Linked DNA regions of Mus musculus: region 2 is linked to region 1. The links are chromatin loops, found by intact Hi-C in ENCODE. Cell type or tissue: heart. All regions are shown on one strand. Links, peaks and the distances in the headings refer to the core of each region. The heading gives the core; the rest is flanking DNA. Region 1 overlaps Gm13387 (predicted gene 13387). Region 2 overlaps Slc34a3 (solute carrier family 34 (sodium phosphate), member 3).

Region 1 (5,367 bases), core at 253-5,252:
CTGGAGAAGTCCCAAAGGACCCTTGGGCTATTCCCCAAGACTAGGACCTCAGTGGACCCCTTCCATGGGCTCTGCAGAGGGGTCCTGTTTGCTTCCTTCAGACCATGGAGACAGTGTAAAGCCTTTGAGGCACATCAGTGGGCAGGCTCCTCTCGTGAGGATCTCCAACCTCCAGAACACTCTAACTGGCCTAACTGCTAGACTCAGCCTCCACCCTAGAAAGTAAAAAGACAAAGTTCTGGACTTGAAATCCCACCAATCCCTGGTCTCGGCCCAAGTTCTGGACTTGAAATCCCACCAATCCCTGGTCTCGGCCCAAGTTCTGGACTTGAAATCCCACCAATCTTCACCCTAGAAATCTCCACCCTGAACACCCCCCCCCCCGCCCCCAAATCCTGTCTTCTGCCCAGGTCTCTGCTGCTTCTCACCCAAGCAGAGGCAGCCACCCTCCAGCCATTATTTTCCCTCCCAATAAATGTCTTGAGTGAGGTTTGTTGTGCAGTGTGACTTTGTGGTATTCCTTGACTGCCAGTACACCTTTCCCCTCACAGATGTGACACATACATTTGCCAGGCTACTCAGTTCACAAGGGACAGAGCCCCAGCCTTCGGGCCTAGATCTCACATTCTGGATACGCCCTGTTGGATGCCCTCAGCCTCCCATAGCACTGCCATGCCCTCAGAGCTACTGTGGGTGTGTGCTGGTGGGCATGGCCTAATGGCTTTCAAGACTACATCATCTGCCCCAAGGTGTCTGCAGGTCTGGACTGAGCAATCTTAAGCCCAGCCCACCTCACTTAAAATCTCAGCAGCAGCCATGTGCACACACACACACAGGGTTTCTCTGTGCAGCCCAGGCTGTCCTGGAACTGGATCTTTAGGCTAGGCTGGCCTTGAACTCAGAGACCCACCTGCCTCTGCCTCCCAAGTGCTGGGATTAAAGTTGTACATCACCATGCCCAGCTAAATTTCAGGCTCTAGGTGACCAGCACTGCTGTGTCTGGTTGTGGCTTCCCTACAACAGGAAGTCAGCTTAGTGGCCTCTGCACACTATGTTGCAGGCCTCGATCAGTGCATTGGCTGGTACTTCTCGGCCTCCTCCTGGGCTCTGCCCTCCCGTTTCTCGGTCTTGGCGGCAGCCTAGAGCTTGGTGGTGAGAGACTCTCCCCACCCCCCACCAAGCTCTGTTTCTGGAGACCTGAGCTTTATCCAAGTTTGAACCTAAATGATTTGCATGAGAAAGACATTTTTACCTTTTCAATAACCAGCCCGGGCTGCAGCTTCAACTTCATGCCCTACACAATTGCCTGGCAACACATAGTGCTTGCACGTGCTCGGGAGCGGGGCACAGTGCTACAGAAAGGCTCCTATCATCTCTACCGTCGCTGGTCACTACAGACATACTCAGGAGCTTCCTATGTCCAGCAGTGTAGTTGCTGGGCTGAGACCCTGGGAATTCATGTTTTACAGTATAATCTAGTCTCTGAGGGGTGGAGGAGATGGCAGGAGAACTCATCTGTTACCCCAGTTCCCCAGAATTCGGCTCAGGGCTTGCAAGGGTCAGGCAGTTGGGACAAGAGATCAACAGTGACCTATGCACAGTGGCCCCATCTCTCGCAGGAGCTTCTACAGGTCTAGAAGGTCAACATAGCCAGTCCAGCATGCAGCAGAGGGGTAAGGTGCACCGCATGCCTTGGAGATCTGGGGGCCCACAGCAACTTCCTGTAATCCCTCAGAGCTTTATCTAAAGAGACTGGGCACCCTTAGACTCTCATCCAGCTCCAAGGAGTTGGGAAGTAGAAGGAAGTTCAAATGTAAAGACCTGTGGTCAGATCTGTCCCCAGGTTGCCATGGTTATTTGAGATAACCAGACCAACTTCTTTGTAGGTAATGGTACTCGCAGCCTGGGAAGCATTTGATGGGGATTGGGTGTAGCTGAGAGGCAATTCCCCCAAACCTGCTGTGCAGCGAGACCTTCCCACCGCGGGACAGAGCACACGCTGGCCCTGAGTACCAGCACGTACCGTAGCCGGGGAGGCTATTAATAATTTCCATATATCGTACTCCCATTATGAGCAAAAATAACCAGCATGAGCAGCAGCAAAGCTATCTGGCACCCCACCCCCAAGTCTCAGAGAGCCCAAAATAGCAGCCTGGGAAAGGCTTGGCGGCATCTAGCCCAAGGGGTCCGGGCTGGGCTTTCCCTGTGCTGACCCAATGCCTCCATAGCTGGCTCTTATCCAGGGGGCTTGGCCTCACCAGGTCCCATGGGGCACAGAGCGTGGGATGATCTCAGGGCAGGGGGAAGGTATGCATGGTTTGAAGAGAAATACAGAATATGAGGATAGTCTTAGGATCTGCATGCAGGGCTTAGAGGAGGACGGAACGTGATCACCAGGAGATACCTACAGCTTCACACAAGGGCCTTCTGGGTCACAGATCCTCCAGAAGCTGCAGGATCCAGGGAAACTAGGGATGTGCAGCACCCCATACACACATCATGTTAGGATCAGGCCCACTCAGAGTCCCCTAAGGCCCCTCCCTCCCCTGGGCCTGACCTGGCTTCATCAGAGACAGGGGAGCCAAGGACTGGGCTATTCTCTTCCGACTGTGGGTTCAGACTCTCTGCCAAGTGGCTCGGGGAGAAGGAAGTCTGAGTGAGATGGTGAGGGGCAGTGGGTGAAGGGTCTGGGGCTTCCCACAACTTCAACTGCATTGTTAGTGTCCTAGCGATGTTCCAGATGGTCAGTCTTCCCTAAGCCCGGCTCTTAATGGGACCCAAACCCCCTGACTGGGAGGCTTGTCTCAGGGTGGGCTGTGCTTCTTAAGTGTGGAGGCTCAAGCCTCATCTGTTAGGTAGATGGGCTGACCAGGAGCATTCTGGGAGCTAGAGGTGCACGGTTATGCTTTCTATATGGGGTCACTAGGCTAGTTTATATATGCCAGGCAGGCTCTCCCCACGCACCTAGGCTGCCCTCTAGTGGCCAGGTGGCCTGGTGTGCAGCCAGCACTCCTAGGTTCGAAGTCCCATTATCCACAGTGTGGATCTGTAGAGGCAGTGGGGTGTTTTGGAAGAGGTTTGTTTGTTTGTTTGTTTTATTTTCATAGCCTACCTGGGCAGGGGCTAGGGCAAGAGAGACGCCGTCCCACTCCTATTTAGCTACTGTCAGCTGCCCTTGCTGGGTGAGGGGAGGCAGCAGAACCCAGAGCCACCTCCTCCAGGAAGGGCCCTGGCTTTGGCCTAGCTTGAGCTTCAGGGATCTTTGTGGCCTATTATTTTGGTCAGACCAGCCTAGGATGGGTCTCTGGCCATTTCTGCTGAATCTTCTCTGAGATCATGATAGACCAGTGCATGGGTGACCTGGCAAGCCCAGGCTCTCAGTGAAGATCCCTGCCTGTCCAGTACAAAGGCTTGGATACGGTTCCACAGGAGGGAGAGGTCAGGACTAGGCTGAAAACAGATGGAGGTAATAGGACCCCTTTCCTGACCCTCTGCTGCCCAGGTGGGACACTCAGAGCTGTACAGCCAGCTGGGTCAGAGTAGCCGGGAGGGAACCTCAGGAAAACAATCAAGAAATCCAGAGGGGCTAGGGTTGTGGCTTCTGGAAGTATAAGTTTCCCCTGCTCCCCCACTCCCCTGAACTGCAGGAGGGCTGGGCAGGTGCCCAGGCTGGCTTAGGACCAGACTGCATGGCTGGCCTAGGACCCCAGTGCCAGCCCGTACTCCTACCTCTGTGCTGGCCTGAAGCCAAACACTTTTTTTTTTTTTTTTTTTTTTTTTGCAAAGCTATCTTTTTACCTTGATAAGCTGTTTTAAAAATGTAAATAAAATAACTCGGCAGACAAAAGCAGGCATTGATTCTGCCCAGAGCCAGCCGCTGCCCTCGACATGAAATATCGCAGCACATTGAGTCGTGAGTCCTTGCTAATCCAGGCAGACAAGCTTGAATGAGGCCCCTTTGGACGGGCGCGGTGGTGGGCAGTGGAGCATGCACCGCCTGCTGGGCGGCCCTGTCCTGGACAATGGCTTTTCTTCCCAGAAGGGGCCTGTGCAGGACAAGAGCCCCCTTTGTGTAGAATGTCTGCCTTGGAGAGCAAGAGAGGCACATTCAGCAGCCCCAGACACTCTTTGAAAAGCTTCAGTGTAACAGAAGACGCTGAAACACTAGCTTGCCTTCTGCCTCGCAGCACTCTCTCCAGGCACAGCCGCCATTCAGCCTTAAGAACGGGCGGGGGGTGTGGGGGGGGGCATGTCAATGCCCAACCCCACATTGTTCCTGGCTGTGTGGCCATCTTGGTTTCTCCGTGCCCCTCAATAGTTTTGAGAGGCAGGTGTGACAGGAAATGAAGCTATGTGAGTCGTGGTACTGCTGACACATGGCCTTCTCCCAGGGCCAACCAAGGTCTACGGGGCTTAGGTGGCTGGCTTCTGGTGACAAATACCTAAATCACAGCTGTAGGAGTGGAGGCCTCCAGAGCACTGTTCTGTCCCTAACGAGTGCTCATCTTTGACTCTCAATGGCAACAGGGTGGAAGTCATGATGCTGGAATGAGTGATGGCCTCATTGAGTTCAGCAGGCATGTGTGGGCCAGAGTCCACTTGAGGCATCCTCTAGCCATGAGCTGGGGTCTGTATCTCTTAGGCTGCATGACAGAACTCTAGTTGTGCAGTGACTGGAAGCCCCTCCTTCTCCAGGCACCTCATGCAGATCTGGTCACAGCCTGGGCCTCCTAGCTGGGTCTGGGACTCTGAATACAGAACTTTAGGACTAGACTCTTACAACCTTCTGGGCCTGCACCAAAGATGTCAGTGCTAGCAAAGTTAACCCAGAAACTATAATGCCAACAGCACACAAGTTCTCCTCCGGAGACTCCTGCCCTAGGGTATCCGGGCAGCACAGGCTGAGCGGTCTCAGCCATTTAAGTGTTTCTGTCTGGGGTGCCTGCCTACATACTCAGCAAACAGACAGATTGATCAACTGACAAATGGACAAAGGGCAGGAGAGTGGCCTGCCAGCTTAGGGATGTTTGCCACGTGCTACACAGTCTTGCTGGAGCTCATCGGCAAGATTGGCCCGCCAGAGCTGAGAGGGGCTAGGAGGCAATCTCAGAAGGGCTCCTCTGGGCATGCAATGAACAGAGTTCTGGGGAGTGACATTGGGGTGGGATCTACACTTTGATACCTTTTCTCAGATAAAGTACTATGAGGGGCTTCTGAGCCCAGTCTCTGAGGCCCTAACTCTGGAAGGCCCACAGCCCCATACAGCCCTATATGGGACTACAAACAGCCTCTTTCTGGCTTCTGCCTGTCCTACTGAACACACACACCAAGAGGCAGAAAAAGTGTCCCAGCCCCCTTTCCTGAAGG
Region 2 (5,367 bases), core at 186-5,185, 100 kb before region 1:
CTGCTGGTGCTCTGTGTCTGTCTGGTCCTCATCGTTAAACTGCTCAACTCTGTGTTGAAGGGCCGCATCGCACAGGCTGTGAAGACTGTTATCAATGCAGGTGGGTGCAAGGGTGCCCTGGGCCTGGGCTGGAAGACCAGGCAGGGATTTAAGAATGACCCAGCACCCCACCATGCACACCTGCAGATTTTCCCTTCCCCTTTGGCTGGCTCAGCGGCTACTTGGCTATCCTCGTTGGCGCAGGCCTAACCTTCTTGCTTCAGAGCAGTAGTGTCTTCACAGCAGCCATCGTGCCTCTCATGGGTGAGCCAAGGTGGGCAGTGGGCTTGGGGTTGGGGGAGATGAGCTGGGCCTCCTAGTAACCCTTCATTCCTCCAGGGGTTGGGGTGATTGACCTGGAACGGGCCTACCCCCTCTTCTTGGGTTCCAACATCGGCACCACCACCACAGCCCTGCTGGCTGCCTTAGCCAGCCCTGCAGACATGTTAATCTTCGCAGTTCAGGTACTGGCCTCAACTATTTCCCTTTTCACAGCACAGCCCAGGCTGGCTACATCCCTAGCTCTCCCTGGGCTCCACTGACTGACCACAGGCCTGCAGCTCTACCTCTCAGTCCCAGGGGGACATTGCAGGACCCCACAGCCCGAGCCTCAGTTCTTCCTTTCCAGGATTGTTTTCCCAAAATGACCTGTGGTCATCTCATGCCCTTTGTCCGTCTATCATTGGCAGTCCCACAGATTCCCCGAAGGACCCCTGCTCCTCTGGCCCCTCCATTCTGGACTCTTCACTGTGTCCCCCTGGGGTATCCAAGTATGGTTATCTGGTCCATACCTGCAATATGATTCTTCCCAAATTCCCGTTTCACCATGTACCAAGCTCTTGACTTCCCAGACTCTGTTCTGGGGATGCTCCAGCTCAACTGTGCTAGCTTCATCATCCTGCCGGAACTGAGATACAGTTCTGCCTCTAAGTTGTCTCTCCCAGACCTCCCAGCTCTGGGCCTCAATCCTTTTCAAGCTCAGACTCTCTAAATCACCTAGTCTTTGGTCCACTGCCCCCACTCTAGATTCCCTCTGCCTGGGACAGGATCAGGTTCTGAAATCTTGGATTGCACTGGCTGCTGCTATAGGGAAAACTGAGCCTAGCTCTCCCTGCGTCCCACTTGCATCCTTGTATCTGCCTCTGTATTATCCTTGTCACTTAGACCCTCCTGAGCCTGTACCATCCTCTCCAAGCCCCCTGGATTGTGCTCATTTACAGAAAGGCCATATGTCGTGTTTCCTACCAACCTCCCACCGTCTCTGATAGCAGCAGGGTTTTGTTACCACACACAGGTGCTGACATAGACCCCTATCTCCTAAAACACGGGCAGGAGGAATATGGTGAATATGAGCCTACCCTGGCTAGATGCTGCTGTACTAAGTGATCTGTCTGAATCACTCAGCAGGACACAGCGGACAAGCTTCAGACTTGACCAGAGTAGGAAAGGCATAGTTTCTAAAGAGCCCAGAGCCCAGGTAGTCCAAGCTCCTTATGCCTTCTTGTCTTTCCTGCCTACCAGGTTGCTCTCATCCACTTCTTCTTCAACCTGGCTGGCATACTGCTGTGGTACCTGGTGCCTGTCTTGAGACTGCCAATTCCACTGGCCAAGCGCTTTGGAAACCTGACTGCCCAGTATCGCTGGGTGGCCATTGTCTACCTACTATTAACCTTCCTGCTGCTACCCCTAGCAGCCTTTGGACTTTCCCTGGCAGGGGGCACAGTGCTGGCTGCAGTAGGGGGTCCTCTGGTGGGGCTGGTGCTCCTTATCATCCTGGTTAATGTCCTGCAACAACACCGACCATCTTGGCTGCCCCGCTGTCTTCAATCCTGGGCCTGGCTGCCACTCTGGCTCCATTCTCTGGAGCCCTGGGACCGCCTGGTGACTGCTTGTTGCCCCTGCAGGGCCTGCAGCAACTCTCCTATGACCAGCAAAGTGGCTCACTGCTATGAGAACCCACAAGTCATAGCTTCTCAGCAGTTGTGAAAAGTGGGTACCATAGCCAGCTCCACTAGCTTCAGGGCATTGGAGGCGGGAGAGACCGCCTGCCAGTCCTCGCTAAGACAGAGGAGCAGGGCTCCACACGGATGTTTTAGTCTCTTATATCCTCTCCTTTTCAAATAAACGAGGTTACTATTGAGGAGTGTTGGCTTTCTCTCCTAGATGGGGTTGCCTGTCCTGCCGCTGAGTGGAGATGGCCAAGCAGTGCCATGCTGCCCCTAGTGGAGACTAGAGATTAGGGTAGTGCTTCCCCCACACACACCCACCCCCAAGCCTGCAGCTTGTTTATTTCTGTAGTGGCTGGTGACAACCGGTTTACAGGAGCCCTTCCGGAAGAGCTGCCTGGAAAGGCTGGGCAGGGCAGAGAGCCCAAGTTCACTCACATCGAGAGGGAGCCTGAGATCCGCCAGCAATGGGTGTGAGAGCTGCAGTTAAGTATATGACTTTTATGAGTATATGAGTTGTGCAAGAGGCTGACTTTGCCATCTGCCGGCAAGCTTCATCAGGCATGGTCTCCCTAGCCACTAGGGGGCACCCTTCCTCCTGCCGGGATCTTAAACAGTGGGTTTGGACTAGGCACCCTACCTCTGCCACCTTGATGCCCAGACTTGTCCAGGTAGCCTCCTAGGACTTGCCCATCTAGGTGAAAGGATATAAGGCCTAGACACCATTTTCTTTGCCTAGGTGGCTAAGAAAGGACTTGGGAGAGGGTGGGGCCCTGTTTGGAGCTCCTGCCCTCCTCCTTCTCGCCTCCTGCCAGATGGTCTGTTTTTCAAACTGAAAGGTTTGTCCTACAGCCAACAGGTAACTGGACACCAGAGAAGAGGTGAAGACCTCTCCCCACCTCCTACAGCTTCAGGCTGTTCACAGACTGAATCCCACCCCTCCCACACCACACCACCGAAAAGAAAGCAACCAGAAACTCAGGCACAGGTTATAGCAATTGGACCCACAGAGGAGCTGACAGGGATCCCTCTTGGTCTGTCCATTACAGTTTTCAGGCATTTGACATTGAAACACAATGTTGTCATCTGCAAAGCTCATGGTCCAGAACTATGCAGTTGAGTTACAACAAACAAATAAAGCTTTCAATGTTTTAAGTTCAGGAGTTTGAGTTGGCTCTTTATAACTATTCTTGCCCACATGTGGCCAACAGGACACACTGGTGTGAATTTTCTTGGCCTAAACTTTTCCTTGCACCCCCCCCCCCAACCTCCAGGTTCACCTAGCTAGACTCTGAGTCAACAGGTATGGCGTCAGGGAGAGCCCGGAGAGCCATCCATTTATTGCCCAAGGGTTCTATCCTTATTGGGGTGTGTGTTGTTTTGTTTTAAATTACTTTAGATTTACATGTATGAGTGGTTTTTTTGGCTGCATTTTATGTATGTGTAGCACTTGTGCCTAGTGACATTGGAGGTCAGAAGGTGTCAGATCACCCAGACAGAGGGAAGGTTGTGGACCACCAAGACTTCTGCCAGAGTAACAAGAGCTCATAACCACTGAGCTACGTCCTTTTGTATTCCCCTCGACACCCCACCACCACCACACACACACACATTGTAGATGCCTCCATGGTCCTTCCAGGCCCTCTTTGTCCTTAGCCTTTACTGTCACCCAGGTTCTGTTCCATTTCCTACCCCCAGCTCCTAGGCTTCCTAGGACTAGAATTTATTGCGTCCACTAAGAGTAGAGGACTTGCAGAGATGAGCTCCAGCAGGGACAGAGCCAGGTCTGTGCACTGCAGCCCTAGTTCACTCACTCTTGTGACCCACTGAAGGCTTTTACACAGCCTCATGGTGTTCTCTGATGTTCTAGAGGAGGGGCAGAGCCAGGCTGCGTCTCTGGAAGACCCACTGTGGGAGTCAGTGAGACCTAGTCCACAGGGGAAGCACCTTGGCACCTCTCCTTCCGGGGTGAGGGGAGGCCTTTCACAAAAGCTGACTACAGGGTCCTTTAAGGCCACAGAGACTGTCTGCCTGCTGCTCCTGCCTGGCAGTAATGCACCCTCCCAGTGGGACCATGGCCACCAGTAAACAGAGCCTTCCTTGTGCGGCCTCCAACAGCTGCAGACTGGGCTGGGAGGGCAGGCACCCGATGCTCCCACAGCCCGTTCTGCCTTGCTTCTCTGCTCCTCTGGCCAGCTCTATGCACACCCTCTCATGCTATAGGTTCCAGGACCTCTTGATATACTGGGTCTCCTTTGCCTACTGGCACAGGGGAACTCTTGATTCATAGTAAAGACCTAGAGTGTCTTCCCCTGCCAGCTGTGGGCAGCCACTGTCCTTGGTGGGCTTTTGCTATGTTGTTTGTATTTACTGCCCAGCTTGGGACCCAAACATCTCCAAGACACCCAGGAAGCTCTTTGTGTTAAAATACCGAACTTCTGCTTCCTTCTCAGGTGTGTGCTATGAGATTCTAATAGTTGACATCTTGGCACCTAAGCTACTCTGTAGAGTCCAGGATCTTTAACTCAGAAGATATTTCTAGGTACTGAGATAACCTTCAGCATGCCAAAAAGTGACCTGGTACCTTACATACATTTAAACCTCCTGAGGTATGTATGGGTCCTGTCAGTGTGGTCACAGAACTCAGCCCCCCCTTCCTGATCTACCCTTCTGGGAAAGGACAAGACAGTCAGATCTTTCTGGAGATCCTGGTCAGTATAGTAAATATGAACACTAGGACTGCGGTTTTTTTTTTTTTGTTTTTGTTTTTGTTTTTGTTTTTTTGAGACAGGGTTTCTCTGTGTAGCCCTGGCTGTCCTGGAACTCACTCTGTAGACGAGGTTGGTCCCAAACTCAGAAATCCACCTGCTTCTGCCTCCGAGTGCTGGGATTAAAGGCATGCGCCACCACTGCCCGGCAGGACTGCATTTTGTATATAGCGACAGAATGCCACTGCTCAGGATACAGGACTCTGCTTGTCCTGGTGGGGTTTTTTCCTGTGACATGGTTGGTAGGTACTTGGATACCACAACCAACAGGGATTGCCTAACACCCTTAGTTTTGAAGGTAGTTCATTCCAAAAGCCAGAAGTGGCTAGACTGAGACAGACCCATTGTATAATATTCCTTTAAAAAGTTACACATCAGACATGAAGACTAAGAACTGTAGTCCTTGCATTCTGGAGGCTAAGGCAGAATTCCAGGTTACAGGCCAGACGACTCTGTCTCATAAGCAATGGCGTAGAGAAATTACCAACTAGACCATTTTGTGGGCAGAAAGATATTGGGGATCAAAATGCCAAGGTGGGGGGAGCAAATGGAGAAAAAGGATTGTTTCAGAACTACTTGCCTTCGAGAGGTAGCTGACTTGGGAGGGAAGGTTA

What was found. Peaks named below come from ENCODE experiments on the same cell type or tissue, not always from the same donor. Only the 100,000 strongest peaks of a DNase experiment are listed, where the experiment ranks them.
Region 2: a loop joins it to region 1, with 4 times the contacts of the local background. A loop is called at or near these places in 1 of 42 quality-filtered maps.

The regions. Positions count from the first base shown.
Region 1 is chr2:25,125,004-25,130,370 of GRCm38, reverse strand. The region is part of intron 2 of Gm13387 (predicted gene 13387); the gene reads left to right. Among named protein-coding and RNA genes, the nearest start is that of Gm13387, 18 kb to the left of the region's middle. RefSeq lists an enhancer at 2,281-5,367. In heart, for the core only: a CTCF peak has its summit at 2,991 (motif pointing left); DNase peaks (open chromatin) are centred at 2,140 and 2,960; H3K27ac peaks cover 4,173 bases.
Region 2 is chr2:25,225,709-25,231,075 of GRCm38, reverse strand. It overlaps Slc34a3 (solute carrier family 34 (sodium phosphate), member 3), which reads left to right. Exons shown (of 13, transcript NM_080854.3): 10 at 1-100; 11 at 187-303; 12 at 379-503; 13 at 1,561-2,179. The coding sequence ends at 2,025. Among named protein-coding and RNA genes, the nearest start is that of Tubb4b, 3.7 kb to the right of the region's middle. In heart, for the core only: a CTCF peak has its summit at 2,372; DNase peaks (open chromatin) are centred at 1,295, 1,745, 2,335, 3,935 and 2 weaker places; H3K4me3 peaks cover 673 bases; H3K27ac peaks cover 2,454 bases; H3K27me3 peaks cover 1,251 bases.